Linked DNA regions of Homo sapiens: region 1 is linked to region 2. The links are chromatin loops, found by intact Hi-C in ENCODE. Cell type or tissue: mammary epithelial cell. All regions are shown on one strand. Links, peaks and the distances in the headings refer to the core of each region. The heading gives the core; the rest is flanking DNA.

Region 1 (10,500 bases), core at 916-8,915, 450 kb after region 2:
AGATTCACCAGCCAAATTTAGTCCAGTGCTCTGTAGCAATAGAAGATAAAGGGCTGTAGCCTGGCTGACCTACATAGAGCTGAAGCTCTTACACGTGTATCTCAGTTATCATTCAGAGGCTCTTTCTGGAAGTTCTGCCTTATACCATGGCCATGAACTTCAAAGCTCTGGAATTCCTCCTGAACCAAAAGGAACTTAAAAAATACAGATACACAATCCCTTATCTGAAATCCTTGAGCCAGATGTATTTTAGAATTCATAATTTTTCAGATTTTAGAAAGATTATTTGGTTCAGATACTATTCGTTATGTCACAACTCCAGTGAGGTCTGAGGCATAATTTTGTAAATCAAACACATTAATATGTATGCAGTAAAAGGTATGAATATTCACACTAAGTGACATGAATAAAGCTATAATTCATTTCCTTAACTTATGTCAGTTCAGCTCAGGTTTTCGCACCAAATATTTTCAGGTTTAATCAGATGTTGCTACCACATAAGTTATTATAAAAAAAATCTGTTTACAAAACTTTTTGAGTAGGTTAAATATTTTCCATGTATTCTTTACTTCATTGTTCTTCATAAACATCTTGAGAACAGGAGTTGCATCTCATTCATCTTTTTATTTACAATGCCTGCCCTAACTCCTGGCATATACTAGACACTTAATAAATGATGAATGAGTGGGTGGATTATTCTTTAGTTTATGGTATTAGCTCCTCATAGGTAACAAAGAGGAGTAAGCCTTTCTTGGAATGACTCATCCAGGTCCTTGTTGGTCACCATGGAAAAGGTTGTACAAGGTCTCCAACTTTCCCCTCAAATCCATGAAGGCACAATAATCTACAAGGCACTTGATTCCCCTCCTAATCCATTTTACCTCTTTGAGAAGCTGGCAGGAGCCAAAAGCAGGAAACTGACAGAGAGGTCATAGGGCAGTCACATGGGGAAGCAGCAGGGTGTGCGGGGAAGAGTATGGGTTGGGAGCTGGAAGGCCTGGGCTCTGGGCACAGGCTGGTCATCCCCTGGGAGTATGGCTGGTGCTACATCTTAGCCTCAGTTTCCTCACCTTCTAGAAAAGAGATCCCCAAACTTGTCAATCATCAGAATCACCCGGGAGCTTTAAAAATATATAGATTCTGATTCTGTAGGTCTAGGGTGGAGTCCAGAAAACTGTAGGTTTCAAAAGCTCCTCAGCCAGATGCTGTGACTCACACCTGTAATCCCAGCACTTTGGGAAGCCAAGGCAGGTGGATCACTTGAACCCAGGAGTTTGAGACCAGCCTGGGCAACATAGTAAGACCCCTACTTCTACAAAAATTTAAAAGTTATATAAATGTTATGGCCAAGTAGTTGGGACCTGTAGTCCCAGCAACTTGGGAGGCTGAGGCAGGGTGATTGCTTGCGTCCAGGAGTTCAAGGCTGCAGTGAACCATGATCATGCCACTGCACTCCAGCCTAGGCAACAGAGTGAGACCCTGTCTCTCAAAAAGAAAAAAAAAAAAAGACAACTGATTTAATAATAATACCACAGAAGAGGGAGGAGAGGGAATAGAACTATATATAAGAAACATTTCTATGTATCACTGGAATTAAGCTAGTGTAAACCTAAAGCTAATTCTGATGACTTAAGATGTGTATGAGTCAGACGTGGTGGCTCACGCCTGTAATCCCAGCACTTTGGGAGGCTGAGGCGGGCAGATCAAGAGGTCGGAGATCGAGACCATCCTGGCTAATATGGTGAAACCCCGTATCTACTAAAAATACAAAAAATTAGCCAGGCGTGGTGGCGGGTGCCTGTAGTCCCAGCTACTCGGGAGGCTGAGGCAGGAGAATCGCTTGAACCCAGGAGGCAGAGATTGCAGTGAGCTGAAATCGTACCACTGCACTCCAGCGTGGTGACAGAAGTGAGACTCCATCTCAAAAAAAAAAAAAAAAAAAAAGAACACTAACAACACTAACACTAACAATAGCTAATGAGCTAAAAAAAATTGCAAAAAAAAAAATCTCATAATGTTTTAAGAAAGTTTATGAATTTGTGTAGGGCCACATTCAAAACCGTCCTGGGCTGTATGTGGCCTGGGGGTCGCAGGTTGGACAAACTTGGTATAAGCATTCCTCTTTCTCTGCAACCTTGCCAGCAACTTTTTAATGTATCCATTCTGACTGGTGTGAGATGGTATCTCATTGTGGCTTTGACTTACATTTCTCTAATGATCAAGTATGTTGAGCTTTTTTCATATGCTTGTTGGCAGCATGTATGTCTTCTTTTGAAAAGTGAAAAAGTGTCTGTTCATGTTTTGCCCACTTTGTAATGGGGCAACAAAAAAGACATGAGACATAGGAAACAAAAAGTAAAATGGCAGATGTAAATCCAACCATATCAATATATATGAATAGATTAAACAATTCAATCAAAAGACAGATTATCTGGGAAAAAAACACATCATCTAACTCTATATGCTGTCTACAGTAGACTTGCTTTTTTTTTTTTTTTTTTTTTACTTTTATTTTAAGTTCAGGGCTACATGGGCATGACCTAGAGAATCCCTTTACACAATGAGAGCATCTATAAGGAACTTGTATATAGATGCTGGATATTAGACAAAGGTCAAATTTAACTTCCTAATAGACACTGGATATTAGATCTTTGATGCATAGTTTGCAAAAATTTTCTCCCATTCTGTAGGTTGTCTGTTTAATTTGTTGATAGTTTCTTTTGCTGCGCTGAAGTACTTTAGTTTAATTAGATCCCATTTGTCAATTTTTGCTTTTGTTGCAATTGCGTTTGGTGTCTTCATCATGAAATCTTTTCCTGTTCCTAGAGACAGAGGTTATCTGACATGCTTTTTATTTAAAGATACAAATAGAAAGTAGAAAAGTGGAAAAAATATATATTATGCAAACAGCAACCACAAGAAAGCTGGGGCAGCTATACTGATTGATATAAAACAAAACACTTCAAAATAAAAAATGTCCCTAGAGACAAACAAAGGCATTTTATAATGACAAAAAGTTCAATTCATCAGAAAGATGTAAAAATTATAAACATATATGCACCTAATATCAGAGCACCAAAATACATGAAGCAAAACCTGACAGAAATTAAATAGACAATTCAACAGTAATAGTTGGAGACTTCAACATCCCACTTTCAAAAATAGACAGAACCACTGGACAGAAGATCAACAAGGAAATAGAAAACTGTAACAACACTGTAAACCAACTGAACCTAACAGCCATCTATGAAACACTCTATCCAACAACAGAATATATATCCTTCTCAAGTGCACATGGAACATCAGGGATAGGCCATATGCTAGGCCATAAAACAAGCCTTAATTGCACTCTTGGACATTTATGTCTAAGAAATAAAAACTTACGTTCACACCAAAACCTGTACACCAAGTGTTCATGGCAGCTTTATTTGTAATAGGTGAAAATTCAAAATAGCCCAGATGTCCTTCAACAGGTAGATGATTAAACAAACTATTTTTATCATGATTATTCTAAGTATCATTATTGTCATTATTATTATTGAAAAACACTTGAAAATCTCACCACTCAGAGAAGACTGATGCTGTCATTCTGGGAAGCATCCCACTACCATCTCACATGCATGTACACACAAATGGTTATATGTACACCTCCAGCAGTTCTCTATCCTTTTCCCTTCCTGAAATGATTCTCAAATGTAACCATATCTCCCAAAGGGGCATATCACACTTTCCTGGGGTGAGTGGTTGGGGAAGACTGTGGTTTATAAAATCTCTCCAGGTGATTCTGAATGATGACTCCATTCTTCAGAGAGGCACCCCACCTTCACCCCAGTACCTAGAGAATCCCTGGGCACTTTACACAGATGGGAGCATACTACACATAGGATTTTGTAAACTGCTTTTCACATTCTACATCATCCTACCTACTGGCTGCATAGTATTACATTTTTGGTTTTGGTGTACACAAGATTTAAAACTAATTCCATGTAGATATTATTTAGCTCTTTCTGTCAAAAAAATATCAAATGTTGTGGTGACCAACTTTGTATGGATAAAATTAGCACTTTATATATTCCTTTTAGTGGAATTTCTGGATCAGTGGGTTTGAACATTTTAAAATTTTAAAATAAAATTCATATGCTCTCTAGGAAGATTACGGATTTCTTTTTTATCAACACTCCTGCAACAAACAGTGCATCAGGTATTGTTTAGACTAGAGTATTCCCAACACCCTTTAGCCTTTATTTATTTTGAGACAGGGTCTTGCTCTGTCACCCAGGCTAGAGTGCAGTGGTATGATTACAGCTCACTGCAACCTCAACCTCCTGGGCTCAAGGGATCCTCGTGCCTCAGCCTCTTAAGAAGCTGGAACCACAGATGTGCACCACAACACCCAGCTAATTTTTTGTTTTTTATTTGTAGAGACAAGATCTCGCTATGTTGTCAGGCTGGTCTCAAACTCCTGGACTCAAGGAATCTCCCTGCCTCAGCCTCCCAAAGTGCTGGGATTACAGGTGTGAGCCACCATGCCTGGCCCTCCTTAACTTTTAAAATTAAGTTCCAAAGGTCTTTGACAAAATACCGCCCTTTGGCTTTTGATCTCAAGCAAAACGCTAACGCTACTCATTTACTTGTTAGGTTACCGGAACTGCCCAGAGCCTATTTTCTCCTTTTTCCTTCCAACTATCAAGGCCATTTGCTTCTCTTTGCTGCCGCCTTGTGCTAGAACAGGAGAAGTTCATTATAAGAGAAACAGCAATTGACAACCCCTTACTTCCAGGGCACAAAGGGGCCTGCAGTCAGATCCTGACAGTCTGCCCTATATAGATCTGGGCCACAGAGAGAGACAGAGCTCTGTGCTTCAGTGCAAAAGGAACTTGGTACAGAGCCCAGAGGAGGCCTTGAAGTGATGAGACTGGGCATCAGAGACCTGGATTCTAGATCCTAGATCTGAATCTGCCCCTAATTTGCTATTGGGCAAATTTGTTCTTTGTCCTCTGTTTCTTCTCAGTGAACTGAGGGCTAGATTATTGTTTTGTAAACTGTAGGTGGTGACCCATTAATGAACTGTGAATTCAGTTATTAAGTTGTGGCAAGTTTTTTTTTTTTTTTTAGAATCAAAAGTAATGGAAGTGTCAAAATACGCTATGCATACTAAGGGTAAGTATTGCTTCCTGAGTTCTTTCAACGCAGGGGTGTCCTGGACTGTTGCGTTGTAAAATGCACTGCTTACTGATGGGCTTGGTCAGTACCGTTTGAAGGCCACAGGCTCAGGGGAGCTCCAGGGTCCTCCCAGCTGGAGCTTTTAGTTGTTAGTTGGACTATTCACCATTCGTGGTCAGAAGGCCCCACCAAGTGGAGGAAGGTCTGGTGCTGTGCTGCTGAGGTCTTTTCTTTCCCTCCTCTTCTTACCTGCTCTACAGTGACAGGAAGCCCCAGGCTGTAATGCAGGTGACTGGTGAGAGTTTCCCAGTGAGCCCCAAAGCAAAAACAACACACAACAAACTACAGTTCTTGAGTCGGAATTCTCCCAGCAGGGGGCTGGCAGTGCAGGTGCAGGTGCCACTGACCCAGCAGAGGCACTAGGTGGCGCCACAGTGCCGGGCTCATCACTTCGCCGCGGCACTGCAGAGGGCAGTGGGAAACCACGATTCTGGGATGGACAAGGGGCAGCGGGGCTTGAGGTCCTGGGTACTCTGACCCGGCCGTCCTTGGGTTCCAAAAGTCTGGAGTGGAGGGGGAAGATTGTTTAACCTGCTCAGGGGTCTCTGATCCTGGAGCGGAGCTGGTGGACTTTGCGGTGGATCTAGCTCCCGGACAGCCGCAGATGGCAGAAGCTGCCATTAGGGGGCAGCAGAACACTGGTGTTGGGAGAGCGGGACCGGGCTTCAAGGGGAGGAACGCGGGTAACGGGGTCAAAGGCCTCAGGGGCACGGAGCCTCCAGAACAGAGCAGCCTCGCTTGCTCTCTCCGAGGGCTCCAAGAGGAGGACAGAGTCCAGCTTCCAAAACAGGAACCCTTCCAGTGGTGTCCTGGAGCTGGCTTATACCAGACCTGATGGTTAAATTTTCACAAAATTTGTTTAAAGCCATCGTTTAAGACTTACAATTCTTTGAGTTCCGTGTGTGTCCTGGATATTAACCCCTTGTCAGATGCGAAGTATATGAATGTTTTCTCCCATTCTGTAGGTCGTCACTTCACTCTGCTGATCATTTCCTTTGTTGTGCAGAAGCTTGTTAGTTTAATGGAATCCTATTTGCCTGTTTTTGCTTTTGTTGCGTGTGCTTTTTTGGTCTTATTCAAAAAATCCTTGCCCAGACCAATGTCATGAAGGGGTTCCCCAATTTTCTTCCAGTAGTTTCACAGTTTCGGGCCTTACATTGGTTTTTAATCCGTCTCTATTTGATTTTTGGACATGGTGAGAGATAGGGAGTCTGGTTTCATTTTTCTGCATATGAATATCCAGTTTTCTCAGCACCCTTTATTGGATAGATTGGCCTTTGCCCAATGTGTGTTCTTGATGCCTTTGTTGGAAATCAGTTGGCTGTAAGAGCATAGATTTATTCTTGGTCTCTCTATTCTGTTCTGTTGTTTTGTGTGTCTGTTTTTCTGCGAGTAAGTACCATGCTGTTTTGATTGCTATTGCTTTGTAGTGCATTTTACGTTTGTAGTATAGTCAGATAGTGTGATGCTTCCAGCCTTATTCCCCTTTTATTTTAAACAGGTGGGGTCTCACTCTTGCTCAGGTTGGAGCACAGTGGCACAATCATAAGTCACTGAAAAACTCCTGGGCTCAGGTGATCCTCCTACCTCAGTCTCCTGAGTAGCTGGGACTACAGGCATGTGCCACCACTCCTGGCTAATTTATTTTTTATTTTTTTTTAGAGATGGGGGTCTTAATGTTGCCTAGGCTGACCTCAAACTCCTAGCCTCAAGTGATCCTCCCTAAATGCTGAGATTACAGTCATGAGTTACCACACTTAATGAATTATAGTAAGTCCATGTGATAGAGTAACTATTAACACAGTGAAAAAGAATGAGATGACTTTCATAAAATGGTAAGGATGAAATCCAAGATAGATTGTAACTTAAAAAAGCAGAATCATTCCTAAAATTGAAACTACTTCTAAATATGTGCAACTACTATGTATCCATAATAATTAAAAATAAATTTAGGATTAAATAAAAAATTTAAACAAGCAAAAGTCAAAAAGAAAAACTAGTACTAGATCACTAATCAAATATTTTAAAATAAAATTGAACCTATACAAGTATCAAAAGAAAATCTGGGAGCATATTTTTATAATCTTGAAGTGTGCACAATCTAAGTATGGTTCAAGCCCTGAAGTCATAAAAGAAAAAACTGATAAGCTCAGATCATACATTTCTACTATGGTAGCAAAAACCACCATAAAAAAGTAAAAGCATGAATGACAGAGTGAGAAAATATTTGCAACATCATGAACAAATGGTTCCTTTAATGAGTAAAAGCTCCTACCAATCAGTAAGGAAAAGATCAACAAGCTGGGTGTTGTGGCACATACTTGTAGTCCAAGCTACTGGGGAGGCCAAGATGGGAGGATTGCTTGAGGCCAAGTGCTAGAGGCCACAGTGTCCTATGACTGCACTTGTGAATAGCCACTGCACTCCAGTCTGAGCAACATAGCAAGACCCCATCTCTTTAAAAAAACCAACAAGATATAGAACACTATGTGTAGTATGTGGCTATTTGCATTAAAATATAAGCTTTTATATCCCTAGAAATATCTGGAAAGATAACCCATGAGACAGGTACCAGCTTAACATGAGAAGGGAACTGTGGGCCAAGAGTCAGGCTGGGAGGGAGCTTAGATTTTCAATCAATACTAGTTTTACACTGTTTTAATTCTTTATGGTGTGCATGCATTAACTTCAAACTCTTCAAAAAAATTCATTGACAGGGAGGCAAGTCTCTAGGCACAGACCAAGCACCCACATTCCCATCTCTTCAGTGACCCATGTATCTTTGGATCTGCCCTGCTGCTTCTGCATTTCTCTCCCTAATTAAATACTTTCTTTTCTTCAAGGCTCATTCAAGCTTCTGACTCCTTCTCTCAAGCCCATAGAGGTGGCCTCTCCCTGCTGTCAACATGTAACTTGTGGAATGTTCCTTCCCTCCCTCCCTCCCTCCTTCCCTCCCTTCCTTCCTTCCTTCTTTCCCTTTCTTTTTCTTTCTGTTTTTTCCTTTTCTTTCTTCCTGCTTCCTGCCTTTTTTCCTTTTTCTTCCTTCCTTTCTTCTTTTCTATTTATGCTGCTCTGTGCGTTTGTTGCTTGTCTACATCTACCATGAGAATTGTGTTGTACTTCTTTCTATCACCAAGAATGCCATCTGCCTTTGGTAAAGAGTCATTCCTGTCTTCCCTGACCTCCCAGAACACTCATGGTCACACCACACAATGCATTCTGTAATTATACCCTGGCAAATTTCCCATCAAAGCACTAGGAGTCTCACCCCAGCTACACCGGGAGCTCCTAGAAGGTAGGGGCCTGGATTTTGCTCATCTCTGTGGTGGCTCAGTGCTGAGAGCAGAGTGGGAACCCCAGAGAGATATCTTGAGTTCCCAGGTGATGGATGGAAGGTCACTCAACACAGAAAAACATCACTACTGCTTTTATTGGTCACCCAGTGGATACTAACACTTGGTCCTGGAGGTCTAGTTGCTTTCTATGCCACAAGACCATGGTCCTCTCCCACTGTGGAAATAACACACAGGCAGAGGGAGTGGCCTGTAGCTGGTCGTGTGCCCAGGAGTTCAGAACCCCGCACCTTCTTCCATCATTGCAGCCCCAGTTCCTCAGCTTCATCCTACCAGCCCCCTGGAAAATGTAAAAATGTAGGCAGGTCTCTTCTTTCTTACCGCACTTTAATCCCACCCCTACCTTAACCATGAATATGTGTACACTGAGGCTTAAATTTTCCTTTGTGAACTTCTCAAGTTCAGGGAAACTTTCACTATATATTTATGAATAGTTATGTGTTGAACCCTGGCAGCACTCTGAGTTCAAAGATAGACAAACAGTGTGCAGATGCTGCTCTTAAAGAGCTTACAGTCTTTTGGAGAAAACAGTCACATGAACAAAATTAATGCAATGTTGTTAGCAGTGATCGATCGGGAGCTGACCAGGGTGCTAGGAGAACAGAGGGTGGGGGAATTGCACTGGTTTTGTGGGTGGGGGGATGAGGGACTTTCTGGAGGAGATGGTTCTCTGGCTCAGGTTTAAAGGTGAATGAGAGCCTGGGGCTCCCAGTCCAGCTCACACAGCTAGTCTTTTTCAGCCTGGATACTCTGCTCTCTCCCTTTTCTCAGCCTAGCTGTCCAAGGTCGGAGAAAGGAGACCGGTTTCATCAAAGGTGCAAAAGGAATGAGTTTAGATCCTGGTAAAATAGATGTGCAGAGTGTAAGACCCTGAAGGGAGAGGTAGCAGTTCAGCGTGCAGGTTTGGAGAGGATTGGAAGTGGGGCTCTGGGGTGACTAAATCCTGCCTCATCAAGAGTCCAGCTGGAAGCCATTCTCCTCCCTTCCAGGGAGCACTCTCCTCTCCAGTTCCCTCTCCAGATCAGGCTGGGCACAGGCTCCAATGGCCAGGCTAGCCCGAGCTCTACCCTGCTGATGCTCCCCAGAAAAGATCCCACTGGGCAGGAGCACCCTCATGCCCAAGCCTGATTGCTCTCCAGGGAGTCCAGCTCTCTCACTCCTTTGCCCACCACTCCTCACCCCCAGCCCCACCCCCAAGTCTAGAGGATGATACAGCCACATGGTGGGCACTGACCAGCCAGCCATGGGAGGAACTGACCCTATGTGTGGATGAACCCTGAGCTACACTATTTGAAGTCTTTGTAATATTTGCAGTTCCTGGTGTGTGGGCTATGTGCTGGGGTGACTTTACCAGGGGCCCTTTTGAGGGTTAGAGGCAGTCATCTAAGACTTCCTTCCGGCAATCAGCTCTGGAGGAAATCTAGAAGCCAGTGAGGGTGAGTGTAAGTGCCCTTTGCTCTACCCTCTCAAAGGGCTCCGCCTCAAGGAGGCCAGGGTGAGAAGCACTTTAGACCCTCTGACCGGGGATCCATCCTCCTGAGGCCTGGTCCTGCAGAGCCCAGGAGGGGCTTCTTGAGTGAAAGCTTCCGAAGGCTGGCTGATTCTCAGTGCTCAGAGCCCACAGTGGCAGCTGCCAGCTAACCTTCCTTGCAAATTCAGACACTTGGGCTGCCGCAGTGAAGGGCAGGCTTCCAGAACACTCAGAGAAGCCAAGAGGAGCATCTCTGAGCCTGCATCTGCCGCTACCCCATCCAGAACCCCTCCCCAGATAAAGGGCTTCTCGTGCAAAAATCTCCCATCTGAAGCTCTGGGAATCCTATAAGCCGACTGCATTAGCTACATGTCATAAATATTTATGCTCCTACTGACGTGTGTCAGAGTATATGTGAGTATGCAGGGGAAGGCCTGCTGATGGACACAGAGA
Region 2 (10,500 bases), core at 910-8,909:
ATCACTCAACTCCCAGTCAGTAGCAGGCAGAAATGCCCAAGGTTCCCCAGCCCAAAGCAGGGCACAGGTGGGCTACACAGGAACCACTGCTCCTCTCTCCAGACCATCACAGAGTCCTGTTTGGCCCATGCCACCCAGCTCCCTATCCATGCCCAGCCACCAGCACCACACCTGGAGTTGTGGCCCCCACACCATGACCTCCTCACCCCACCCCAACCTGCCTGAGATAGGCTGGCCACTCCACAGGTACCTGACTCCAGATTAATCCTTGTGAATGGGCTGGGCAAGCTCTAAGAGGAGAACCGTGGAGGGAGAGTCATACTTCTTCCATGATCCCCCTCCACACCAGAATGCCCCCTGCTCAGGGACCCTACCAGCCAGGGCCTTACATCTTGCTCTACACAAAGGCTGAGGGCTGAGAAGTGCTGACAAATGTCTGGATAAGCCAGAGCTGGGACGTTCTCTCAAGTGTCCAAGACCCAACTTTCCCTATTCCTCTTCCTGCTCCAGTGAGATCTACCCTCAGCCCACGCACACCTGGGGGCTCCCCTCCACATGGCCTTGGTGGCACCCCGGACTCACCTCCCTGGCCCCTTTCACAACACTAAATGAAGCTGGATTAGGCTCTCTGCCAGATTATAAGGAGCTGCCGGATCAGGGCTTCCCAGCCCTGGCTCCCGTGGAACTTCCTGGGGTTTCCACCTCCTCCCAGGGCCTGAACTCAGTGTCCTCGTGTCAACCCGGCCCTGGACATGGGACACCGGTGCTTCCTCTCACACACTAGCCCAGCAGCCTGGATCCCCGATATCCGGGAGGCACACAGTAGACACTGTTGGAACAGAAAGTATCCAGGCTTAAGTGAAGCTGTGTGGAGGGAGGGGAAGGGCACTAGCTATGTAAATTGGGAAATGTGAATCGTGGTTCTCTTTCTTCATAATGTAAATGCATTAAGCAGTTTTCAAGATAGACCACAGAAACAGCTGCCATTTGCAAGGAACATGTGCTCCACACCTGTGCTCCCAGCTGCACGAGAAAGCTGTACCTCTGACCCTCCTCCCTCTGAGGCAGGCAGCCCCTTCCCAGACTCGCAAAGAACCCGTTAGGGTCCCCACAGCAGGCTGACAGGGAGAAAGGGGCCTTCTCATGTTAGCCATCTGCTCAGGAGTTGGAAAGACAATATAAGGTCACTCTTAGATGGAAAAAAAAAAAAGACAAAGAAAAAGCTTTGGGGGTTCCTATGCTTCCCTTTAGGAAAGCAGGGCAGCCCAGTCATCCTGACAATGGAGTCAGGTGTCAACCCTGGCTTGTCTATGGGTCTAGACAAGCAGGCCCAGGCCTGTGCAGAACACCGCTCCTGGGAGCAAGGTCTGGGCTCCCAGTGGGTCAGAGCCCAGCAGGCGAGTGCGGCCCCGGGGCTGGCAGGCCTGGGTGACTCAGCAGAGATGCTTCAATCTGCTGACTGCTGCCCCGTGACTCTGATTTCAGTGGCCCTCTCGGGATAAAGAACGCTCAGATTCCCTTTTTCTACCCATTCTCAGATGGAAGGGGAGGTCAACCAGACTAGGATGGAGAGGAAAGCCTACAGCCAGCTAAAATCCTTCAACCCAAAGAGGTCATGTGACCTTACGGTAAAGTTGGGAGAGAAGGAACTTGAAATTTCTTGTACCAACCCAACATTCCAGCAAGAGCAGGGTGGAAAAATTATTCCAACCCTTGGTCCTGAAGTCAGAGGCTTTCCCCATTCCATTTTTTCAACTCAGCAGGAATAGCCCGGTGGGGCTGGTGGCTCTCTGCCTTCCTGGTGAGGATATGTGGGTAACAGGAAGCTGCTCACTCCAGCTCTGGATGTGTCATCACAGCTGACCCGGGTGCTCCCAGGTGGGCAAAGGGGTGGGGGTGGAGAAAGAGCCTACCTATCGGTTTAATTGGTGCCTGGGAGCCTAAGCGGCTTTTCTCAAGAGGGCAGGCACCACGTGCTCAGACACTGAATGGGACACATGTGGGGCAGTATGGACCTGAGTCAGTTCACCATGGGCACAAGGGGGTGACAAAACCCCTGTAGCAAGGCCCCAGCTGCCACATGGGGGATTCGAAGGGCAGAGCATGCCCTCAGTAGCTTTAAAAGGCATCTCGCTCTACTACAAGGGGATTTCAGGTGCAAACTACCGAGAGACAAGGAAAGTCACTCACTCATCCTTTCAAGCAGCAACTACTCATCTCCAGGCAGTGCAGAGCCAGCTGCCTATTATCAGCTGACACCAGGTAGAGGCTTCCACCTGCCACCTCCTGTGGCCAGCAAGTTCTTCCTCCTGCCCTGACCCTAAGGGCTACTCTCTTGTCCTGGTGGAGACATCCCTCTCATCTAACCCTTGGCTTCTAGCCCCTTCCATTAGGGCCACCCCTCAGTTCTGATGAAAACTACATCCTCCCCTCAGTGTCTGCCCTGTGGAGAACAAAGCCCTTTTGTCCAGTAAATGTCCTGCACCCTCCTCGTCTCCTCACACCCACAGATCCCAGTTGGGGCCCCGAGCTCCCCTCTCATATTCAGGTCTTCTCCATTGTCCATCCTCTGAATTCCCTAAAAACTCTCAGTACCCAAACATTTTACTCCTTATGGCCTCTCCCACTGTCTCCCTGGGGTCAGCACTCACTGGACCTTCACAGTCCCCATTCCTGTCACTGTTTCTTCACAGACACAAGCGACCACAACCAGGAACACCCCTCCACTTAATAAGGTGCCTGGGCCCCAGCTGAAGTGCCACATAGCCACAGCTTCTGGAGGCATCTCTGCCAGGGTTCACCTGCCTTCCTGCACAGGGCGCCCACATCCAACCCCAGGGGCTCTCCCAGCATTTGGCAGCCTAAGGCTCCTCCCTTCTCCCACCCACAAACAGTTCTCTATACCTGGAGGAGAGCTCCCTGAGAGACTGGAGTGTAAGCACAGCCCACCTGACTAACTGCAGAACAGGCCTTTTCCCATCCCCCAACTCCACCCCGCCCGGTGAAATTCTCTCCTTCCACCCACCAGACGCCTCACCTGTGTGGGCACTGTTTCCCGAAGCCGTGCCGGCGATGAGGTACCCGGGGCTCTGAGGCCCCAGCTGTCTGCGGACTGTGTCAGGCCCCCGGGGTCACAGACCCTGGGCAGCACTGGGCTGCGAGCAGGTGTGCCTGAGTTCCCAGACTCTGCAGCCGCCATCTCCAGACTGAGGCACAGCCTGGGGATTAGGGGCGGATTGCTCTAGGAGATTTCCCCCTCCCCTGGGGCTCACGGGCTGCTCCTTCCCATCTGGCAGGAGACAGGGAGGATCACCGAGCGCGGGAGGACCGAGCTCTGATGAGATGCCCCTCCACAAGTCCAGCTGTTCCACTGTGAGTTGTGTGCATAAGGACACCCAGGTGTGACAGGCATCAATGAGGAGGGGTGGGGGTGGGGGGCAAAGGGGGTTGAAAGGGATGTGCACGAGGACACATGACATGTGCACCTGCATCCTTCAACCACCCAGAAGACAGGCACTCCACCTCACCCCTCCCATCTCACAGAAATGCCTCCCATGATCAGAAGCTCCTCTCACAAACAGAGCAGTCTCATGGATTCGGAATGGAAGTGAGCCTCCCAGCCAGCCTTCCAGGATAGCGAAGAGCTCTCCAAAGCCAAAAAAGACTAGAGCCTGGAGGGGGGCTCCCTGGCAGATCCTAACACAGCCAGCTCCAGCCAGAGTCCTCTCCTCCTCTCCCTGCTGCCCTGCCCGTTGGCTTAAGGCACCATCACTTCCAAGGCAGTTTCTCTACTCCAATAACCACCTGGAGGAAGCTGACAGCAGCCAGCCTCACCAGGGGAATTCTTCTGCCCTGAGATCCTGTCCCAGAAATCCAGTCTCTGCCCTGGACACCAATGGCCACTTCTGCACTAGCTTCTGCTTCCCAGTCTCTGCCAGCATTGCCCTGGCAAAAACACCCAAGATAAAGCACAGATGGGAAACTCACAGCAGTCTCTTCCTCCTTGGACTTCATCTTGACAGTGCCAGCAGGAAATTCTGTGAGTGGCCAGCAGAGGGGGACAGAGGTCCACAGCTGAGGACAATGAGCAGTGAGCAGTGTCACCGGCTGGCCAGCTGAGTCCTGGGGCCTGCTGGATCTCTCTAATGGCAGCTTCTCACAGCAGAACTGTCGTTCAGAAAGACATGGATTCTGCACCCACTTGAGTCTGGTGAGGAACTCCAGGCTTAAATACTGATGGCCGACACGCGTCACGTTGATTGGGTAGTCCCAAATTCAAGAAGGTGTGAAGAGATAAGGGCCCAGTGCTATCTCTGGGAGCCAGTGCCAGGGCTTGCAGGCCAAAATCACTGAGATCAGGAGTCCTCATACCCTGGGCTCATGGAAACTATACAAACATTTGTGGTTGGCTGATGACTTGGGGTTTGTGAAGAAGCCTGGCAAAGCATATTACATAGGTCCCAATTTCTGGGGCCAGCTCTGACCTGTAGGGCCAGGGAACACTTCTGGCAGCTCCCCTACTTCTGCAAATGATCCCCCTCCTATGGTACTGGATCTTGACTTTATATTTTCGCACCAAGCACTGTTCTTGCATAAGGGTTATTTGTAAATAGGTCTTATGCCCCTATTAAATGATAAGGCAGGGATCAGATCTTATGTTCATCTGGACCATTCACTGTGCCTAGCATAAGACTGATCCTCCCTCAATACTGACATCGTAAAACAATGAAATGATCTACCTCATTTAGCTGCCATGAAAGGCAGTCCAGCCACTGCAGTTCTGTCTCAGGTAGAAACAAAGACAGCTTGGTCTTCTCATACTCAAGATACCCCTTCTTTTTTCACTTTTTGAGATGGAGTTTTGCCCTGTCACCAGGCTGGAATGCATTGACGCGATCTTGGCTCACTGCAACCTCCACCTCCTGGGTTCAACCGATTCTCCTGCTTCAGTCTCCCAAGTAGCTGGGACTACAGGCGTGCACCACCACGCCCAGCTAATTTTTGTATTTTTAGTACAGAGACGAGGTTTCACCACGTTGGCCAGGATGGTCTTGATCTCTTGACCTCGTGATCCACCCGCCTCAGCCTCCCAAAATGCTGGGATTACAGGCATGAGCCACTGCACCCGGCCAAGATACCCCTTCTCTGCCCGCTCCAGGCTAGGCCCCACCAAGCTAGGATTTTTTTTTTTTTTTTTTTTTGAGACAGGATCTTGCTCTGTCACCCAGACTGGAGTGCAGTGGCACGATCACACCTCACTACAGCCTTGACCTCCCAGGCTCAAGCAATCCTCCCACCTCAACCACCTAAGTAGCTAGGACTACTGGTGTGCACCACCATGTCTAGCTAGTTTTTGCAGAGATGGGGTTTCACCATGTTGCTCAGGCTGACCTTGAACTCCTGGGCACAAACGATCCACCTGCCTTGGCCTCCCAAAGTGCTGGGATTACAGGTGTGAGCCACCATGCCCAGCCCAAGCTAACATTTTAAACTTTTTCTTATTAAGCAGAGGAAAAGGAAGAGAAGGCAGTGGCAGCAGGAGACAGGTGGGGAGGGGCCGAGTGAGCTGAGAGCCCTGGGGTTCACTCTGCATGGTAGGTCTCTCTGTGCTTCCCGGGATCAGGAGGGCTCAGAAGCAACAGAAAGAGTTTCCTGCAAGGCCATGCTGCACCACCAGAATGAACTGGGGAGAGCTGCCCCCAACACAGGCACCTGGCAGCTCCCTAATGGAAGGTTATAGCTCCACTCCAAGAGCAGCTTACCCATCAGCACAATAACTGAACAGCAGGAAAACAGGGGTTCAGGAGGGAACCAATAGTTCACTAGGAGAAAAGTAGCAAACAAGAACCAGGGAGATGTCTGCCAGGCAAGCTAGCAGCAGAGCAATGCTTTTCTAAGCCTGCTCGTCTTTATACATGAGACGTGTTCCCAAATCTGCCAAGGATGCAGAGCTTCCTGTGGTGGGGGTGGGGAACAGATAGCCCAAAGCATGGTGGCATGGTGGGAAAGGCCCTGTAGAGCCCTGGGCGTGAGACTCACTTCCATGCTTTCTAAGTGACCTTGGTCAAGTCACTGTAGGCGCTGAGACTGTTTCCACAAATGTGATGGGAGGACGGCGTAAAGACAGGGGGTTAAGGTGAATGTGTCTGGCAGGAAGATGTGCCAGAGCTGGGCTCGCTGGGCACTGGATGAGCCTTTCAGTGGCCCACAGAGTGCTTGGGAGTCAGAAGACCTGGTCTAAAATCCACACCCTGCCACTTGCTAGCTGTGCGGCTTCCATGTTCTGTCCGTGCCGCTTCACAACTGTGAGGAGGCAGGAGCAACTACAAAGCAGCAGCTTGGACGAGGCGGCCTTGGAGAGTGAGACCAGTGGCATCAGGAGATGGAGGAGAGGGTGAATGAGCCAAGCCTTGGAGACTCTGTGCAGCTGAGTCTCACTTCTCCTAGCTGCAAATGGTACATAGGACCATTATCTCCCAGGGCCCTCGTGCAAACACATGGCACTTTCTAAGTTTTACTGAAATAGGTGACTGGTCCTGAAGCTCCCTCACCATGGATGTATGTGCACATGCATACACAAACCACAGTATTCCAGACAGTACCTGGAAGACTTGGTCTGAAACAGAAAAAGCCAAAGAAGTAGCTGCCATCAGGAGCAAAGAGAGTTGCAGGCACACCTGGGAAAAGCTGCCAAGGGCACTAAAGCAGTGGGCTCTGAAAGGACACCACTTGCAAAGCAGCTCTTCTTTTGCAAAGAAAAGGAGCTGTGGAGTAAGCCACATCACTTGCACTTCTTGGTCAGTCTTGGACATCCCTGGGGCGCCTCCTCTCTGGCCTGGCAGAGATGGAGGCCACATCTCAGTGACACAGAGTGGTCACTATCAATTCACAGGATGGGCAGCTGAGCTGTGGCAGGGGGTCTCTGGCTTCACTCTTTCCACCCTTCCAAGTTAAGCCTGAGGCGGGGGTGACAGATAGGCTCTTGTCATCTGAGAAGGGTGGACTGGAAGGAAGCCCAGGTCCTGGGCACAGGCTCTTCTCTCTGCACGTCTGGAAGGTCTCAGCCCTTTTACTGGGTTCCCCTTAGTTTAGTTTTTTCTTCCACATCCTTCTTTCTCTTCCCTTAATTTTTATGCCATGCCCCTTCTTTCTTTAGTATTCTTTAAATCTTATTTTTTTTATTTTCTCTTCCTTTGCCTTGTTGTTATTCTTCCGTTCTCTCCCCACTGCCCTTTTAAAATCATCTTATTTTTCTTGCTTTTTCTTGTAGAGACAGGGTCTCGTTCTTTCCCCTAAGGTGGAGTGCAGTGGTGTGATCATGGTTCACGGAAGCCTCAAACTCTGGGGGGCTCAAATGATCCTCTGCCTCAGCCTCCCAAGTAGCTGGGACTACAGGTGCATGTCACCACACTCAGCTAGTTTTATTATTATTATTTTTTTTTTTTAAGAGAGACAAGGTCTCACTATGTTGCCCAGGCTGGCCTCGAACTTCTGGCCTCCAGTGATCCTCCTGCCTTGGCCTCCCAAATCACTGAGATTACAGGCATGAGCCACTGCACCTGGCCTACTTTTCTTTCTCTTAAAAAAAAAAAAATCACAAACCACACATTTTGAAGGGTGGGAAACTGGAGAAGTCATAGGCTTTAGGAGCAAAGAACCACGCTAAAAAGTAGCTAAATTTAGTAGCTTAGAATACAAGGTGAGGCCTTAAAAAAATTTCAGGCCCCAAATGTGCTGTGAAAATCTGCCAGTGAGGACTCCTCTTTGAAAGGCTGGCGGCTTCTTTTATGCTCACCAAGCCTGCTTGGAAATGGAGGTTTGGAAAATGGTCATCTTTCAGAGGTTCCCTCCCCAAGTATTCACTTTCAGATCAAGCCAGAAGGTGCATCTTCTTAGAAACCCATGTGACCAAAGAGCTCTGCTAACCCCCAGGGAAATGCGAGAGGAAGGATAATATTCTTCAGCGTGAACAGCAGCAACCCAGGTGGGCATGCTTCCTAGGAATACGTGGAGGAATAGGCACAGCTGTGTGAGCTGGGAAAGCAGACAGATCAGGCCAGAGTGGAGGAAGCTGCAGGGCAGCACCCACATGCACACACCAGGGCACCTTTCAGCTGCTTCCAGGGAGGGAGTATGCCATCTCTCCTGCTGGTCCTCTGCCCATCTAATGCCACAGACACTCCTGTTTAGGTAGTCCTTCTTGGGCACAGACATGAGCCCAGATGTTGGGCAGTGAACAGAACCACTTACATAGGTCACTTTTAGGCAAATCAAAATCTGTACCAGGCAGGTAGGAAAGACGGATGATTTCATGCCTTTATAGTCACTCTCCCTGGAGGAGGTTTTACTGGGAACAGGCCCAAGAGAAAGTGACCCGGAGAGGAAGCCACATCTCCTTTTTGGGCAACTTTTAGGAAGCAGAGCACCCTCTACCCCACCCTATTTGCCAGGAATAATTTGGAATAATTCCTTTCTAAAAGCAGAGGATTGAAACACCGAATTCTGGTGTGCTCCTGCTGACTCAAGGGCTCAGAGCATACCATGAGCTGACGTGACTAAACGAGAAATGTGTGTGAACGCATTCTGCAAACTGTAGCATGCTGTTCAGCTGACTGTTGATGCCAGGAAGGCTTTCAAAAGGACATGAGTGGCACCTCTTGGGGGGCATGCCCATAAGCCATTGAGCCCCTGAGAAGTCAGTGGACAGGCACAGGGCCCAGATTATATTTGGATCTGAAGCTACCTTCTCAGGCAATGAAGAAACCTTATACAATGAAGTTAATGTTACAGAGCACTTGTCTTTCCAGGGCAGGATTCGCCTTTCCAGATGCCCAAAGGAGGCCTCCTGGTCACAGTATCACCTTGGGTCTAATTTAGCTCTTGCTGAGCCTGATGAATTATTCACTAGCTATGGACACTAGCTCAGCTCTAGGGTCCCAGTGGTGGGGTATCTGGAGAACTGTAAGGAAGAGGAAATGGAAAGGAAGAGTGAGAACTCCCAGAATCAGACCTGGAGGGGGATCAAAGAGGACAAAAGCAGCAGCGGGCAGGAGGCCTCTAGGTTGGCCTCTGGAAGATTTGGGAAATGGGCTAGGGGTCCAAGAGCCTGTCCCTGGACAGAGAAGGGAGGTAGGAAAAGGCTGTCCCCAGAAATGACACTCACTTCCCCCAACTCCCTACTGCAGCTCAGGGGAGCTTCTGATTCCCTAGGAGCCTAGAAGGAATGCAATAGGGTGTGTACATTCAGTCATTCAGTTTTACTTCTATTTCAGCGCCCTCTGCTCTGTGGGATATACAGAGAAAGCCCAAAATATGCCTATGAAAAGAAGAGGCAGAAGCAGGGATCAGGTTAATGATGCTGTATATCCATTGCCTCATCTGGCACCCCAGAGGGGACTGGGGTCACGTTTCTCATCTCAGGGATGTGGCAGATCCAGGGAAGAACGTGCTGGGTAGCCGGGGAGACCTGAGCCAACTCCCATGACCCAGCCCACATCATCAGTGCCGGCTCCTTGCCGTCTGGAACCCGATGACAGACAGCTCCTCTTGCTGACTGCTACCAGCTCTGGCATAGGGGTCTGACACCTGAAACCTGAGTGCACCTTCCCCTTGGGCAAGCTTGGAAAGCCCAGGCAGATACCTGGCTGGCCTCTCCCACCTGTGTCTGCAGACAGACAGCTTGTCTCCCACCAAGTTTTGCCTGAGCTTAGGGACAAAGGCGTCAACAAGGCATGACCTTACATCTTGGCTAGGTAACTTGGAAGTTATCTAATTTTGCCCCCTCTATCCTGGTGATTTCTGTACTCCCAGATGCCAGAGCTAATCTGGAGAATACTGGATATTTTCTTTTTTTTCTTTTTCTGAGACGGAGTTTCCCTTTTGTTGCCCAGTCTGGAGTGTAATGGCGCGATCTCAGCTCACTGCAATCTTCACCTCCTAGGTTCAAGCGATTCTCCTGTCTCAGCCTCCCGAGTAGCTGGGATTACAGACGCCCACCACCACGCCCGGCTAGTTTTTGTATTTTTAGTAGAGACGGGGTTTCCTCATGTTGGCCAGGGTGGTCTCGGACGCCTGACCTCAGGTGATACACCCACCTCGGCCTCCCAAAGTGCTGGGATTACAGGCACGAGCCACCGTGCCCGGCCGATATTTTCAATCTAGAAAGAAAGTCAGTGGGTGTTAGTGGGGAAAAGATGCATAAAGGCTAATTCTGGAGGCCAGTTACCTGGTGGCTGATTCTGTCTGAAAAGTCAAGAGGACGCTGCAGCTTATGATCTCTGGTGTCAGAGCTTTAGGTCAGAAACAGAGTCCTCACTATGGGCCCCTCTCCTAATCAGACAGGACCCCTACAAGGCAAGGGCTTCACCTGAACATGAGGAATTCAAATCAGACTAAAGGAAGAAACTTCTCGGATCTCCAGGCACAAGAGGATATACAGCTGTGCTGGGACCCCAAGGCCTCTGGGTAATAGGGGCTTTGAGTCACTGAGACAGGGAGCAG

Evidence for each region. A loop is a pair of places that touch in the nucleus more often than their neighbours do. Peaks named below come from ENCODE experiments on the same cell type or tissue, not always from the same donor. Only the 100,000 strongest peaks of a DNase experiment are listed, where the experiment ranks them.
Region 1: a loop joins it to region 2, with 19 times the contacts of the local background. A loop is called at or near these places in 14 of 110 quality-filtered maps.

What each region holds. Positions count from the first base shown.
Region 1 is chr1:204,802,473-204,812,972 of GRCh38, reverse strand. No RefSeq gene overlaps it. Among named protein-coding and RNA genes, the nearest start is that of NFASC, 21 kb to the left of the region's middle. In mammary epithelial cell, for the core only: CTCF peaks have their summits at 4,725 and 5,573 (motif pointing right); DNase peaks (open chromatin) are centred at 5,592 and 5,832; H3K4me3 peaks cover 312 bases.
Region 2 is chr1:205,249,904-205,260,403 of GRCh38, reverse strand. All of the region lies in intron 2 of TMCC2 (transmembrane and coiled-coil domain family 2), which reads right to left. Among named protein-coding and RNA genes, the nearest start is that of TMCC2-AS1, 18 kb to the right of the region's middle. RefSeq lists an enhancer at 2,562-3,071 and a silencer at 8,446-8,643. In mammary epithelial cell, for the core only: a CTCF peak has its summit at 4,051 (motif pointing right); DNase peaks (open chromatin) are centred at 1,373 and 4,053; H3K27ac peaks cover 1,370 bases.